3 separate regions of the Homo sapiens genome follow, and all the other regions are linked to region 3. Evidence: chromatin contacts called from ENCODE Hi-C or POLR2A ChIA-PET data. All regions are on one chromosome and are shown on one strand. Each heading gives the region's core, a stretch centred on a gene start or an enhancer-like site at or near the end of the contact. The rest is flanking DNA. Distances are from core to core; before and after follow the strand shown. Region 1 holds the start of TRIM56 (tripartite motif containing 56). Region 2 has its middle 19 kb from the start of SERPINE1. Region 3 holds the start of TSC22D4-C7ORF61 (TSC22D4-C7orf61 readthrough).

The links. Hi-C counts contacts between places; a loop is a spot of excess contacts on that map. ChIA-PET counts read pairs that join two places held with the same protein, here RNA polymerase II (POLR2A). Pooled maps may share reads with other maps.
Region 1: a loop to region 3 is called in a map of ovary, with 5 times the contacts of the local background. The contact joins the promoter of TRIM56 here to the promoter of TSC22D4-C7ORF61 in region 3. A Hi-C loop is called at or near these places in 1 of 168 maps with a recorded cell type or tissue (ovary) and 9 of 50 pooled maps. POLR2A ChIA-PET finds 5 or more read pairs at or near these places in 1 of 52 experiments (RWPE1).
Region 2: a loop to region 3 is called in a pooled map, with 4 times the contacts of the local background. The contact joins the enhancer-like site here to the promoter of TSC22D4-C7ORF61 in region 3. A Hi-C loop is called at or near these places in 1 of 50 pooled maps. POLR2A ChIA-PET finds 5 or more read pairs at or near these places in 3 of 52 experiments (GM12878, RWPE1 and WTC11).

Annotation. Positions count from the first base shown.
Region 1 is chr7:101,083,664-101,086,979 of GRCh38, forward strand. TRIM56 (tripartite motif containing 56) reads left to right here and starts at 1,818. Exons shown (of 3, transcript NM_030961.3): 1 at 1,818-1,908. RefSeq lists enhancers at 175-675, 1,379-1,428.
Region 2 is chr7:101,106,749-101,109,801 of GRCh38, forward strand. No RefSeq gene overlaps it. Among named protein-coding and RNA genes, the nearest start is that of SERPINE1, 19 kb to the right of the region's middle. RefSeq lists enhancers at 1,061-2,011, 1,807-2,026, 2,012-2,962. Within about 2 kb of position 1,628, at least 10 of the 41 ENCODE cell types and tissues checked have a DNase peak (open chromatin) inside an H3K27ac peak, as active enhancers do.
Region 3 is chr7:100,477,809-100,481,040 of GRCh38, forward strand. It overlaps TSC22D4-C7ORF61 (TSC22D4-C7orf61 readthrough), which reads right to left and starts at 1,406. Exons shown (of 6, transcript NM_001395846.1): 1 at 986-1,406; 2 at 1-499. The coding sequence starts at 230. It overlaps TSC22D4 (TSC22 domain family member 4), which reads right to left and starts at 1,406. Exons shown (of 5, transcript NM_030935.5): 1 at 986-1,406; 2 at 1-499. The coding sequence starts at 230. RefSeq lists enhancers at 1,042-1,111, 1,812-1,921 and a silencer at 1,562-1,721.

The sequences.
Region 1 (3,316 bases), core at 568-3,067, 610 kb after region 3:
CCTACCGAGTAGCTAGGAAGGCTAGGTTTTGTTTTGTTTTGTTTTGTTTTTTAGTAGAGACGAGGTTTTGCCATGTTGGCCAGGCTGGTCTCGAACTCCTGGCCTCAAGTGATTCTCCCAAAGTGCTGAGATTACAGGTGTGAGCCACTGCACCTGGCCTGTTTTTCTGTCTTCACCTTGGTTGCCCGTCTGGTTGGTAGCATTCAACAGTGCTGACCCCCTCGTCCTTCTAGAAGTGCAGCATTTCCTGCCTTGGCCTCTGTGACCCTCTCTCTTTTGGATTTCCACCTACCTCTCTGGCATCTATGTCTCAGCCCCTCCACCTTTCACCTGGACCCTGAGGTCAGGCTCCCTTCTGTCCTCTCGGCTGCTGCCAGAGTGAGCTCTTACAGCTTCAGTTTCCTACTTAAATTCCGCCATGTGGATAAAAAGGTACAAACATGCATAGGTATGTCATGAATTAATTACGGTAAAATGATAATTGTAGAACAGAAGTGGTGGAGATATGGGTGTTCACCGCAATTCTTTCAACTTCTTTGTGCTTTGAATTTTTCATAAAATGAGGCTGTGCATGTTGGCTCACGCCTGTAATCCCAGCACTTTGGGAGGCCAAGGTGGGTGGATCACTTGAGGTCAGAAGTTCGAGACCAGCCTGGCCAACATAGTGAAACCCCATCTCTACTAAAAATACAAAAATTAGCTGGGCGTGGCAGTGAGTGCCCGTAATCCCAGCTACTTTGGAGGCTGAGGCAGGAGGATCGCTTGAACCCGGGAAGCGGAGGTTGCTGTGAGCTAAGATCACACCACTGCACTCCAGCCTGGGCGACAGAGCGAGGCTTTGTCTCAAAATAAAAATTATTTTTTCATGAAATGTTGAGGGAAATCTCCTGCAATGATTCTTTTGTCTTTTTTGATAAAATGCAGGCTTCTCTGCCAACACTCTCGTATCCTCTCCACACACATCATCCTAAATGGGGATGTACCCTTGCTGCTCCCAGTACCTGGAACAGGAACATTCTTCTCAGTGTTCTCCAGCCCTCTATGCCCTCTTACTGTTTTATTTTTTAGACAGGGTCTTGCTCTGTCATCCAGGCTGGAGTGCAGTGTCACCATCATGGCTCACTGCAGCCTCGACCTCCCAGGTTCAAGTGATTCTCCTGCCTCAGTCTCCTGAGTATCTGGGATTACAGGTATGCGCTACCATGCACGGCTAGCGAATTTTTTATGGAGACTGGGTCTCACCATATTGCCCAAGCTGGTCTTGAACTCCTGGGCTGAAGCAATCCTCCCGCCTTCTTTAAACTCATCTCATTGATGCCTTCTCCAGGAAGCCTGTGCTGTTCCCTCAGCAAGAGGCTTCTTACCTGATCCCCCACAGCCTCTCCTACAGCTCAGCAACGGTTTATGGAATGAAAGGCCTCTCTTGAAGCTTTGCAGGCACCTGCCTGCCTGAGGTGTTAGCAAATCTGCAGACCCGCCCTGAGGCCATGTGTCTAGTTACCCTGGTCTCTGAATCACAGATGAGCTCTCATTTCTTCCCACAAATAAACCCTGTGACCCTCCACCCTCTACTCAGAGAACCCGCCCTCAGGTAGTTCCCTGTTTGTGACATACACACACTTAGCCCTGAGGCTGGACTGACAGGCCGACCTGGCTGGTGGACTCCAGCCCAAGCCTGCCAGCTGCCTGCCGGGGTGGGGGCCTTGGCGGGAGAGGACGGGGCCGGGTGGGGAGGAAGGCGGGGCCTGAGGCTGTGCGAGGCGAGTCGGTGTGTCCCTGGCTGGGACGGAAGTTGCACCACAAGTACAATTAGTTTCAGTTTTGTTTCTTTTCCAGGCACCCAGCAACGGCGGCCTCCAGGCCTCAGGCCCCCTCACCATCCTAGAGGTCAAGATCAGCTCTGGCTAGGTAAGGGGTGGGGGGCGGCACAGCTATAGGAAGGACCGAGCGGAGGGAGTAGGGGGAGGGGAGTGGAGAGAGAGCGCGGGAGGAGGAGGAAGGGAAGGAAAGGGAGGGCGTGAAGAGGCACCCGGAAGGCAGGAGGAGAGGGCAGGAGGGAAACTGCACTCGCCTCCCTCCCGCTCCGTGGCCACAGGTCCCCGCAAGAAAGACCCCGTCCCACTCTCTGAGGTCTCCTCCCAGCTCCAGAAAAGGGGACATTCCACCTAGTCTGCCCAACAAGTAGGTCTCAGCCACTGTGCCAGGAGCTCGGGACTCCCTCCCTCCAGAGGTTTCTGGAATGCATTCAGCAGGAAAAGCTAAAAGAACAGGACTCCAGGAGATAAGCCAAGGCCAAGTCTATCAGAGGGTGAGCCAGCAGCGGGAAGGGGACCAGCCCTTCCCCTAGCGTTTTTTCTGCCCGCTCCAGAATCCGCTTTAGAAACTGTTAAATGCAGAAAGTGGGGCCTCCACCACCCGCGATGCTGCCCCAGGTCTAGCAGAAGACAGGTGTAAGGCCAGGCGGGTGCGGTGGCTCATGCCTGTAATCCTAATGCTTTGGGAAGGCCGAGACGGGAGGATAGCCTGAGGCCAGGAGTTGGAGACCAGCCTGGGCAACATAGCAAGACCCCATCTCTACAAAAAGTGATAATTTTTAAAAAATGGGCTGGCTGGGCCCCTGGGCATGGTGGCTCACGCCTATAATCCCAGCACTTTGGGAGACCGAGGAGGGCGGATCACCTGAGGTCAGGAGTTCAAGACCAGCCTGGCCAATAGGGCCAAACTCCATTTCTACTAAACATACAAAAATTAGCCGGGTGTGATGGTGCGCACCTGTAATCACAGCTACTCGGGAGGCTGAGGCAGGAGAATCACTTGAACCTGGCAGGTGGAGGTGGCAGTGAGCCAAGATCGCACCACTGCACTCCAGCCTGGGCAACAGAGTGAGACTCTGTCTCAAAAAAAAAAAAAAAAAAAAAAAAGGCTGGGCATGGTGGCACATGCCTGTACTCCCAACTACTCAAAAGACTTGAGTCTAGGAGTTTGAGGCTGCAGTGAACTACGATCACGCCACTGCACTCCAGCCTGGGTGACAGAGGGTGACCCTATTGCTAAAAACTAAAATAAAATAAAAAGAAGGCAGGTGTATGGGGCTTGGAGGATTAAAGCCCCCTAAGCTACTGCAAGATCCTACCCCAACTGGCAGGACCTAGGCATCTCTGCCCACTGGGATCCCCGTCTGTGTCCTTACTGCCTGCTCCTCGCACCCTGGCACCCTATACAGCAGGACCCCAGTACCTGTGCACACAGGAGGGCTTCCACCATGTTTGCCACAAGGCCTGTGGACTGGGGACACTGAGGATTCGATTATTAGCTA
Region 2 (3,053 bases), core at 378-2,877, 630 kb after region 3:
ACTGCCCATTGTGCAGTATTCAGTTTATCTGTTGTTGGCTTTTTTTGTTTTTGTTTTTGTTTGTTTGTTTGTTTAAGACGGGGTCTTGCTCTGTCGCCCAGGCTGAAGTGCAGTGGTGCGATCTCAGCTCACTGCAGCCTCCGCCTCCCAGGTTCAAGCAATTCTCCCACCTCAGCCTCCTAAGTAGCTGGGATTACAGGTACCTGCCACCATGCCCGGCTAATTTTTGTATTTGTAGTAGAGACAGGGTTTCACCATGTTGGCCAGGCTGGTCTCAAACTCCTGACCTCAGGTGATCCACACACCTCGGCCTCCCAAAGTGCTGGGATTACAGATGTGAGTCACCACGCCCGGCCCGTTTTTGTTTTTTCAGAGATAGGGTCTCACTCTGTCGCCCAGCCTGGAGTGCAGTGGTGTGATCATAGCTCACTGCAGCCTCCAACTCTTAGGCTCAAGCAATCCTCCCACCTCAGCCTTCCGAGTAGCTGGGACCACAGGTGTGCGCCACCATGCCCAGCTAATCATTTTATTTTTTGTAGAGGAGGGATCTCATTGTGTTACCCAGGCTGGTCTTGAACTCCTGGGCTCAAGTGATTCTCCTGTCTCAGCCTCCCAAAGTGCTGGGATTACAAGCATGAGCCACTGCACTTGGCCCATATCATGCAGTATTAAGGGGCATAGGAGGAAAGTGTAGACCCAAACAGTTCCTAACCCCTAAATTCTTACCATCCAGTAGGGAAAGCAAAATGAATACATGGCAGTATTTTCAGTAGAGACAGGGTTTCACCATGTTGGCCAGGCTGGTCTCAAACCCCTGACAATGGAAAGCAAGCCAGTGCTGAACTCTGTGTGTGATCCTGTGGGTCCTATTGCAAGAATTTTCAGGTTCAAAGGACAGACAGCAGAGGGTGGTTTGGGGGGAAAGGTGGAAGCCCTAGAAGGCTCTGTGGACCACAGATCTGCAAAGGAGGGGAAACATTCCAGAGAGGAGTGTGTGTGGCCGGAGACTGGCCACAAAAGACCCCCAGAAGTTGAAGTGGGGGCAGCGAGTGGACCTGCCTAATTGCAAGAGATGGATGGCAAAAACAAAAATCAGATCTTGTGATGGGAGGAGAGGAACAGATGTGGCAAATCTAGATGTGCCCCCAACCCCGTGTTTACAGATAACTTCCCAGTTTCCCCTTTCACCCACACAGCTTCTGCTCATCTTCTGCAGAACAGGCACGGCGGGGTGGGGGCCAGGCGCAGTGGCTGACACCTATAATCCTAGCACTCTGGGAGGCCGAGGCAGGTGGATCACTTGAGGTCAGGAATTCGAGACCAGCCTGGCCAACTTGGTGAAACCTGTCTCTACTAAAAATACAAAAATTAGCCAGGCGTGGTGGCGCATGCCTGTAGTCCCAGCTACTTGGGAGGCTGAGGCAGGAGAATCGCTTGAACCCGGGAGGCGGAGATTGCAGTGAGCAGAAATCGCATCGCTGCACTCCAGCCTGGGCGACAGGGCAAGACTCTGTCTCAAAAAAAAAAAAAAAAAAAAAAAGAGGCACTGGGTTTGTTGGGAAACGTGGGGAGCCCTGGGGAGGCCCTGCAATTACCACAGCCCTGGCAGACGCCCATTACAAAAGCACAAACACACACACACACACGCACGCACGCTCATTCATCCAGCCAGCGGAACTAACGGTCTACTGGACAGGAAAGCCCTGTTGGAGAGAGAGGGTGGGGAATCCCGCCCAGGCCAAGGGGGACAGCCCTGCTGCCTTCCACCTGCTGCAGAGCTGCTGACCGGCTCTGATTCAACCCGGAAAACCAGCCCGGTGTTTTGGACACAACATGACCTTTTACCTGTGGGCCTCTCGGGATTCTCAGAAACAGCAACAGGTGGGGGGTTGGGGGGTTCCCGAGCCTGGGGCTTTCCTTCTGGGCTCAGCCCCCACCTCCGCCCCCACTTCCCTGATGAGCTGCTACCAAAGATAGACAAGAGCAAATGGAGTTTGGCATGTCATTTCCTGAAAGGATGGGGACTTGAAGACAAGGTCCCCTGGGCCCAGTTCCCGGAGTTTAGGTTCAAGAACGAGATGCTTGATCCACCCAAAGCAGAACGGCTTCTGCTAGCTCTAAATCGGTGGCTCAGAAAGAGAAGGGGGCTCCCAAACCTCCTAGACCCTAAAGCTCCTCTGTTGGTCTCTCTAATTTCCCTGGTGTCCCCTGTCCAGGAGCAAGGCCGTGGACACACAACAACTGCCTCTGCTTCCTGAGATGCTGATCCTTGGACCAAGCTGGCCAGTCCAGGGCTGAAGGGCTCAGGAGGAGGGAGAGGTCTCTGCCTGCAGGGCCCCAAGCATCTGCTGTCCCTGGCACGACCCGGGTTGTCTGGGTCTGGGGCCAGTCTCCTAGGGGAATGAGCTGGCAGGCTGGGTTGTACCCAGGGAGTGTGCCTGGAGGGAGACAGCCGTCGTGGTTCAGGCTGTGAATAACAGGAGCCTCATCTCTGCCCCAGAGCTTCAGGGAAGGGAGCACCTGGCACAGAAGTGACTAAGAGAGCAGGTCTGGGCGGGTAGCTGACGTGCAGCAAACAAGGGAATAGGAGGTTCCCCCAGGTTCCCACACACGGAGCAAATCCCACGGCCTGCCCTTTGGGGTCCTCCATGTCCAGACCCTCCAACCTGGTTTCTGCACACAACTGCTTCTCCAGGCTGAGAAGTCCTCCCGACCAGCCCCCAACCATACCCCTCTGCTCTATGCCAAGGTCACTGGACCCTTCCTTGTCTGCTCCAGGCCTCACACATCCCCTCTCTAGGGGCCTAATCTGATCTCATGTGTCACTCAAGAGCCTCTTGGTGTAAATCTCCTTAGAACCTTTTTTTTTGAAACAGGGTCTCACGACCAGGCACAGTGGCTCACGCTTGTAATCCCAACACTTTGGGAGGCCAAGGTGGGTGGATCACAAGGTCAGGAGTTCGAGACTAGCCTGGACAGCTTAGTGAAACCCCGTCTCTACTAAAAATACAAAATTAACTGGGCATGGTGGCAGGTGCCTGTAATCCCAGCTA
Region 3 (3,232 bases), core at 156-2,655:
AGCTTCACCACCCGGAAACGGGAGGAAGGGGCCCCAGGTGGTGGGGAGCCATTCCGGGGGGTGCCCTTGCCCCCCGGATCGGGGCTGGGCTCCCCATTGGGCAGGCGGGGCGGGGGCCCGGTTGGGGGCTGTGGGGTAGGGGGATCCGAAGCCCCTGGGCTCCCAGGGCCCTCATAGTCCGTGGTGACGCTGGTGATTTGGAAACTACTCTTCTTCTTGCCCCCGCTCATGGTCCCTGGGGCTCAGGGCTGGGCCAAGGTTGGGGGTGGGTTGGGGCTCCTTGAAGGGGCTCAGGCACCCCTGGAACAAGGGGGCCACATGGCGGGGACATCCGAGCCCCTGGGGACGTCTGGGTCCGACATGGCAGGAGGGCCTGGCGGGAACCGGGGGTGCCTGCTGGGTGAGGGGAGAAGAGGAGAGGGGAGGTGGCGGGAGGGGGGAGCAGGGGCAGGTTTTTCCTGCTGCTGTTGCTGCTGAACTCCAGAGCTGAGTTTGCAAACTGGAAAAAGAGGGGGAGAGAGAGAGAGAGAGAGAGAGAGAGAGTGTGTGTGTGTGTGTGTGTGTGTGTGTGTGTGTGTGTGTGTGTGTGTGTGAAACCAGTGGGCAGGCCACCTCCGGGGCTTCCTCTCCGGGGAGCAGAGTGGGGGAAGGGGAAACCGTCAGAGACCCAGAGACAGGCAAGAGATGACAGAGACCAGGGCAGAGGGGACTGGATCCAAGAAGGCACTCAGAGTAGAAAGAGGCAGATGAGTCCCAGAGTTGGGCATTTCTCGCCTGGGATTCTGACTCAGGGGGCCCGTATTGTCCCAAGAGCTCGGACTCCAGGGCCTGGGAGAACCAGGCTGAAGCAGCTCCCCAGCCTGGCCCGGCCACTCAGAGAGACCTCTCCTGGGCCTCGAGCCCCCACCCTCACCCCAGCTCCCACATCTCTGGGGCAGGCCCTGCCCGGCTACCCCCCAGCGCCCCACCCAGCCCTGAACCCTACCTCTGGGGCCTCGGCCACTGATCTGAGCCTGAGGGTCCCGGCGCCTAAGAGGTCGGGCTGTCCGTTCCCTGGGGCCTCCTGGCCATGGGCAGTGGCGGGGCACGCAGGCGGCGATCAGAGGCTGTCCCGTCCTCTCCGGGGGCCGCGGCTCATCCTGCCAGGCATCTCCGAGGAAAGTTTGCTCTCCGGAAAAGAAGAAACCCGCGCCTCCTCCGAGGAGCCTAGGAGCGGCCTCTGAAGCCCCAAGGGTCTGGAGACTGATGTGGGAGGGGGCGGCCGAGCCCCCCTCTGCTCCCGGTGGCAGCCAGCGAGTGGGTGTCCCGAGTCTCCTCCCGCGTGACCCTGCTGGGTCCGTGTCTCCGCTCCTCGGCTCCCCTGGGTCTCTGCCTCTCCGTCTTTCTCTTTCTGGGCTGTTGACAACCCCCACACCAGGAAGTCCTGCCTCCTCGGGCCTGCTGACTGCTCCTCTCCTCCTCCTCCTCCTCCTTCCCCTCTTCCTCCCCTTCCTCCTCCCTCCCTCCCTCCTGGGGCTTCCCGCCAGCTGGCCCGGGGCCAGGCCTGCCACAGCCGCTGCTGTTGCAGTTGCTGCAGCCACTGCTTAGGCTGCTGCTCCTGGGGGCCCCAAACAGACTCCCTTAACCCCACACCTGCCGGGCCCTAGCCCCACTCTTGCAGGGAGGGGCTGCAGGGGGCGGGGCTCGGGGAGAAAGGGGAGGAGCTTGCAGGGAGGCGAGGGATTCCCTTACTTGTAGTCAATTGCTGCCATTGGCCTAGAGACACACAGAAGAGACGGAAGGCACAGGCCGGGAGGTGTGCTGCATGCCCACCCAGAAGTTCCCAGTCCCTGCTGTGGGGCAGCTGTGGCTGTTACTGTCATTCTCCTTTGGTTTTCACAGCAACTGCATTATTCCCCCCATTCCTTATTTTTAAAAGTGGATTATTGCCGGATCCCGGTGGTGGCTCATGCCTGTAATCTCCGCACTTTGGGAGGTCGAGGAAGGAGGATCGCTTGAGACCAGTTTGGACAATATAATAGCAAGACCCCATCTCTACAAAAAATAAAAAAAAATAGCTGGGCATGGTGATGTGCACCTATAATTCCAGCTACTCAAAGGTGGGAGGATCGCTTGAGCCCAGGAGTTCGTGACCAGCCTGGGCAATATAACGAGATCCCCATCTCTACAAAAAATTTAAAAAATTAGCACTTTGGGAGGCCGAGGCGGGCGGATCACGAGGTCAAGAGATTAAGACCATCCTGGCCAACATGGTGAAACCAAGTCTCTACTTAAAATACAAAAATTAGCCAGGTGTGGTGGCGGGCACCTGTAGTCCCAGCTACTCGGGAGGCTGAGGCAGGAGAATCACTTCAACCTGGGAGGCGGAGGTTGCAGTGAGTCGAGATCACGCCACTGCACTCCAGCCTGGTGACAGAGTGAGACTCCATCTTAAAAAAAAAAAAAAACTGAGTGTGGTGATGTATACCTGTAGTCCCAGCTACTCAGGAGGCTGTGAGGCAGGAGGATCTCTTGAGCCCAGGAGGTTGAGGATGCAGTGAGCCAAGATTGTGCCACTGCACTCCAGCCTGGGCAACAGAGTGAGACCATGTCTCAAAAAAAAAAAAAAAGTGGATTATTATGAAAATTTTCAAACATGCCATGCAGACATGGGGAGACCATGCAAACTCCACACAGATGGTGGTCCCAGCCCAAAATCAATTTTTAGAAAATCATCAATGTTATAATGAAATGACATTCAATGAAATGACATTGTGTGGGGGCCAGCTGTAGTTTGCTGGACTATTTGAAATCAGATCCTAGATGTTATACTATTCCCCTTTCCCCCAACCTGCCCCCGCCTTTTTTTTTAGAGACAGGGTCTCTCTCTCTCTCTGTTGCCCAGGATGGAGTGCAGTGGTGCGATCATAGCTCACCACAGCCTGGAACTCCTGGGCTCAAGCCATGCTCCTGCCTCAGCCTCCCAAGTAGCTGGGACCACAGACACACACTACTACGCCTGGCTAAATTTCTTTAAAAAAAAATTTTTTTTTTTGGTAGAGATGGGGATCTTGCAATGTTGCCCAGGGTGGTCTTGAACTCCCGGCCTCAAGTGATCCTCCTGCTTCTGCCTCCCTAGTAGCTGGGACCACAGGTGTATACCACCATACCTGGCTAATTTTTTAGTTTTTGTAGAGACAGGTTATTACTATGTTGCCCAGGCTGGTCTCGAATTCCTGGCCTCAAATGATAC